Regions from separate parts of the Homo sapiens genome. Here region 1 is linked to region 2. The links are chromatin loops, found by intact Hi-C in ENCODE. Cell type or tissue: B cell. All regions are shown on one strand. Each heading gives the region's core, and the rest is flanking DNA. Links, peaks and the distances in the headings are about the cores only.

Region 1 (2,925 bases), core at 123-2,622, 270 kb before region 2:
TGAGTATCTGGCATTATGCTAGATGTAGTTGTGGTCACGTTACGTGGTCAATTTTGGATCCTGAAAATTCTCATTTGACTTTACAATCAAATTATTTCTTGATATTACATATACTTTGTTATAAATATTAACTATATTTTAACATGAAAATTATTGGACTTAGAATGTTAATAGTTTGTTTTATGTGCTAAAAGTAAAAAAAGATAATATTCTTTAGAACCAGATGAACACAAATCCAGATTCACCTCATTACCAGCAGGGTAAATGAAGGCAAAATATGTAGTTAATCTGCTCCTCAATTTTTTCCTTGGAAGTCTAATTGCTGGATCATATGGTAGTTCTGTTTTTGAAGACCCTCCATACTGTTTTCCACAATGACTGCGCCATTTTGCATTTCTGAAAACAGTATAGAAGGGTTCCAATTTCTCTGCATCCTCACCAACATTTGTTATCTTCTGTAGTATTTTTTTATTAGAGCCATCTCTTGATTATCTGCTCTCCGATCCATATCTTCAACTTCTGCCTTACTGTTCTACATATTTCATTAATGATCAAGCATGCAGAAGTCTTTTCCAGTTTTAAAAACAAAGAAACCAAAGCAAAAACAAACCATAACCACTTCTTCAAGCCCGTATTTCCGTCCAGCTACTTCCATTTAATTTATATTTACAGGGCAACCTCTCAAAGGAAGCATTTTCACTCTTACTCTGTTTTTTACCTCCCATTCTCTACTCAACCCACCCTCATAAGGCTTTATCCTTTCCACTCCAGTAAAACAGCTCTCACTAAAGTCAATAATGGCCTTCTTTTTTTAAAGCCAATTTACATTTCTGAGTCCTCATGTTAATTGATCTAGGAAGAGCACTTGAAACATTTGAACACGTCTTCTTTTTAAAAACATTTTTCTCTTAGATACTCTGGTATCACAAACTCTTGGTTTTCCACATAACTTTCATGCTGCTCCAATTCAGTCTTTACTTTTGACTTTATTTTCTTACCTGTCCTTTTAGTTTTACTTTAATGTATGTATTTTTCCTACTTGTTAATTTATAAATTACATGCTAGTATGGGCTGAATTGTGGCCTGTCAAAATTTATATAATGAAGTGCTAATTCCCTGTATCTTAGAATGTGACTGTATTTGGGGCTTTATAATTATCTTTCTCCCTATTTAGAAAGGTAATTCAAATGAAATGAGGCTGTTCGGGTGGTTCCTAACCCAATATGACTGCTGTGTGTATAAGAAAGAGGAAATTTGGACACAGGCATGTGCCTGCGCACAGAAAAGACCAAATGAGGAAGTAACAAGAAGTCAGCCATCTGCAAGCCAGGGCGGGAGGCCTCAGGGAAAACCAAACCTGTCAACACAATGATCTTGGACACCTAGCTCCAGAACTGTGGAAAAAATAAATTTATATTATTTAAGCTACCCAGTCTGTAGTATTTTGCTATGGCAGCCCTAGCAAAGTAATACATATACACTGAAAGGTAAAAATGTTAAGTGTTCAGTAATGCAGTTTTATACATTTGTAAGGTAGTATATAGTCACCACCTAGATGAACAAATAGATCATTACCAGCCTCCCAAGTGACTCCGACAAAGTAACCACCATCCTGATCTCTATTAGCACAGATTAATTTGTTTTTCAATTCCAAGCAAATGGAATCATACTGTAGTAAGCTTTTTTTTTGCTTCCCATTTCTTTTGTTCAAAATTACATCTGTAAGATTCATTCTTTTTATTGGATGTAGCAGTAGTTTACTTTTTTATTACATAACTATAGTATTCCATTTTATTGCTATAATTTTGGTTATCTGTGCTATTGGAAATAATATGCTCTTATTATTTATTGCTAACATTCTAAGAATGCAGTTGACTTTTCAATACAAATCTTTTATCCAGAGACCATGATAAGTCTCTTAGACATTTTAGATTTTGAGGTGAGGAGAGTTATGAGGTGGCAGGGAATGTTTTCTATGTAAGAAAACATGCCTCCTATAAATAATGAGTTTTACTTCCTCTGAATGCTTACTTCCTTTCTAATCTTTGTAAATTTTGTTTTTTCTTTGCCCTACTGTAGTAGCTATGCCTCCAGTACAATGTTGAAGTAAAGATTGAAACCACCCTTAATTGGTTCCTGAGCTCAGGTTGGAAAATGTCAATACTTCACCACTGAGTATGTTTGCTCTAGGCTTTTTGTACATACCATATTTTTTAAGAATTATAAAGTTTCTTCTATTTTTTTCCTAGAGATTTACACGTGTATGTGTTAAATTTTCATTAAATGTTCTCTCTATATTTAGCATAATCAGCATGTATCTTTATTCTATTAATGCGGTGCATTATATCTGATGATTTTTAAATCTTGTTACAAAATCTACTTGGTCTGGCCATGCTAGGTGGCTCCAGCCTGTAATCCCAGCACTTTGGGAGGCCAAGGCGGGCAGATTACTTGAGGCCAAAAGGTCAAGACCAGCCTGGCCAACATAGCAAAACCCCATTTCTACTAAAAATAAAAAAAATACAAAAATTAGCTGGGGGTGATGGCCAGTAACTGTAATCCCAGCTACTCGGAATGCTGAGGCAGGAGAATCGCTTGAACCTGGGAGGTGGAGGTTGCAGTGAATCAAGATCATGCCACTGCACTCCAGCCTGGGTGACAGAGAGAGACTGTGTCTCCAAAAAAAAAAAAAACTGCTTGGTCTTAATGCATTATTCTTTTTATATGTTACTGGGTTTGATTTATCATGTTATGAATTTTGTCAAGTTTTTACACAGATACAATTCTGTTATTACAAACAAGTTGGGAACATTTGTTTATCTTTTTCCATTCTCTGAAAAATGAGTGTAAAATTGTATTAATAGTTCCTTAAATGTTTGAAAGAGTTTATTAATGTATTCATCTGGAGCTATAATTGTCTGTGTG
Region 2 (2,925 bases), core at 302-2,801:
TAGAAGATCTCTGGTGAAAAACTTATGGCGGACTACCATTTTTTCAGGGGCTATGATTTTGGAACTTGTTAATGGTAGTGAATTGAGCCAAATTTAGATTAAGGGATCTTCTTACATACGGTGGTGGATTGTGAAGACTATATTTACACTGAAATTATTCCAATTTTAGTTTACAATTAACTCCCCAATAAATCATTTAATAATGAATGCTCTATTGCCCCTAGTTGGTTGAGAAACTATGAAGACTTTTTTTTCTTCTTCCCTTTCAGTTTTCCTAAAGCTGTTTCAGTTGCCTAGATTCTTGCCTATGTATTATAGTTTGGATGTCTGTCCCCTTTAAATCTTATGTTGAAATTTGATTTGAATGAGTTTGATTTGAAATTTGATTCCCAGTGTTGGAGATGGGGCCTGGTGGGAGGTGTTTGGATCATTAGGGATGCATCCTTCATAAATGCCTTGATGTTATTCTCACAGTAATTAGTGAGTTCTTGCTTTATTAGCTCCCAGGAAATTTAATTGTGAAAAAGAGCCTGGCTCCTTCCTCCCATCTCTCTTTCCTCTTTTCTTACAATGTGATGCCTGATCCTGTTCACCTTCCTATATGAGTGGAAGCTTCCTGAGATCCTCACCAGAAGCAGACGCTAACACTATGCTTCTTATATAGCCTGCGGAACTGTGAGCCAAATAAATCTCTTTTCTTTATAAATTACCCAGCCTCAGGTATTTCTACATAGCAACACAGATAAACCAAGACACCATCTTACCCCATTTCCATGTGAATTTTACTGAATTTTCACTACCCACATCCCTAGGTAACCATTTTGATAGCCTTCATTGGTTTCTTTGAAAAAAATAATGTATTTCTTTCTCCTCCCTAGATAAACTTTTTGTAGAGTGGGCTTCCATAATTTCGTATTTTCTTTTCCTTATCAGAATTCTTCTAGTAAGTGTTTTCTTTAAATGTCTCTATTTTCAAAGTTTGGTGTTCAGATTCTCTCCTTCTTTCTCCGTACTGTCACCCTGGACAATTTTATCCACAAATTTATTTTTAATTATATTCTATGTGTTGATGGATCCTAAAGATATAGATTTTATTTTAACTTATTTCCTTTATTCAAGGCAAGTTTTTCTATTTGACTGCTGGGGATTTTCCCTCAAATACACGTTTCATCACCTCAAAGTCATCACAACAGACCTTATTGTCTTTTTTCAACCAGTTCTGTTTGTCCATTGATTTCTGTTATCTCTCTTGCAGTTAAAGCCATTCAACTTCTGCAACAACTTTACTTCTTCTCTTCTCTCTCATAAGAGTCAGTCAAAAGATGTACTCTGTTCTTGCCTTTTAGCATTTTTCAAGTCTCTCTAACTTCCTCTAATAACTTCCTCTATTCCTACTAATAGAGACAGGAGGCAGAAAACCCCACCTTCAAACCTAAAATAGCCTGAAGGCTGAAAAACCAGACTGCCTTCCTGGATGAAGGCCCCCTTTTTCCTTGAGGGATTCTTTCTGAATAATGCCCACCTGTGTACTGGGAGGACAGGGCGGGGCCTTGGGAAGTTCGCCCAGTTTGCAGAGGAGAGGAGCCTGGCCTCTCCTGTTCCTGGGTGGTAACCTGGGATTCAATCTGTGAGATGGGGGCCTGTTAACAGGAACCCCTCTTGCTCTGCTGAGTTTTTTTCCTTTTTGCCCAATAAATTCCACTCCCCCTCACCCTTCGAAGTGTCTCTGAGCCTAATCTTTCATGGTCATGTGACAAGAACCCAGTTTTTCTACAACACTACTACTGCTGTTATCTTAGTTGAAGACATAATTTCTCTCACTTACATTCCTTTAATAACCCATAAAAACATCTTGCTAGCTCAAGCCCTGCCCTAAACCAATCCATTGTCTTCATTGTGGTCAGAATAATTTTACTGAAGTACAATCATAGTCCACTCCCCTGATTTCCAATCATGAATTGGCTTGTCTTATAAGATTTTTGTCATCTAGCCTGTGACTGGCTACATATGTTTTTTCTGTATTCTCCCATGTATCCTCTACTTCTGTGTTGCTATAGGATCATCTTCATTTCACTGATGCTGACTCCTTGAAAAGCCCTTCCAACTTCCTTCTCTTTCTTCTTTTATATATTAAGGATTCTCTTCTATCTTTCCTTCCCTGTATTCATAGTGTTGAAATTATCTATTTGCTTGCTGTTTTCTCCTATTAGGCAAGGAACAATATAAAAATCATAAGCTACACACCAACTTCATTTTAGTGGGTAGATACTGTATGAAACTCTGTGTTGAGAAGATTTCTGAAGTTTGACTAATCCTACTGGAGGAAACATAAAAAGAGTGAATATTAATGTCTACTCTGAACAAGTGAGCAATGGACCTGCTTTTTTGCATCACGTATATTATTTTAATTTTACACCCATTCTCTGTGGAACATAATCCCAGTTTTTCAAATGAGAAGAATAAGATTACTAAAGTACCTTCTTATAAAAGGACATATAATAAATGGCAAAGACAAGATTAACCTGATGTTCTCTAACTTGAAATACCCTATTTCTTTCAGAAACACATTCTACCCCCAATGTTCACAGAATTAATAGATTAACTGTCATACCTGATATACATCCAGACCAGTAACAAATATTGTGAGACTAAAAAGGATCTAAAAGAAGACATTATCCCTGCACTCAAAGAGATTATGTGAATCAGACAAAATATGAAATAGACAAGATTTGATTCTGCATTCTTTACTGTTTGAGAACAGCCAATGACAGAAAGGAAATGGAAATATTTAAAACTTACAAGCTTGTGATAATGATGATGTAAAAGCAGAAGCTATGTAATCTCTCCTGAAGTTAATTACCCTTCATTAAGACAAATCTCATTCTTTTTTAGAAAAACAGACCACCTCCTGTCCATTAGGCCTTG

What was found. A loop is a pair of places that touch in the nucleus more often than their neighbours do. Peaks named below come from ENCODE experiments on the same cell type or tissue, not always from the same donor. Only the 100,000 strongest peaks of a DNase experiment are listed, where the experiment ranks them.
Region 1: a loop joins it to region 2, with 4 times the contacts of the local background. A loop is called at or near these places in 1 of 110 quality-filtered maps.

What each region holds. Positions count from the first base shown.
Region 1 is chr10:107,684,667-107,687,591 of GRCh38, reverse strand. No RefSeq gene overlaps it. Among named protein-coding and RNA genes, the nearest start is that of LINC01435, 380 kb to the left of the region's middle. RefSeq lists a silencer at 1,191-1,260. In B cell, for the core only: no CTCF peak of the experiment used is centred there; a DNase peak (open chromatin) is centred at 1,271; H3K4me3 peaks cover 640 bases; H3K27ac peaks cover 1,172 bases.
Region 2 is chr10:107,414,132-107,417,056 of GRCh38, reverse strand. No RefSeq gene overlaps it. Among named protein-coding and RNA genes, the nearest start is that of SORCS1, 250 kb to the right of the region's middle. In B cell, for the core only: no CTCF peak of the experiment used is centred there; a DNase peak (open chromatin) is centred at 1,376; H3K27ac peaks cover 809 bases.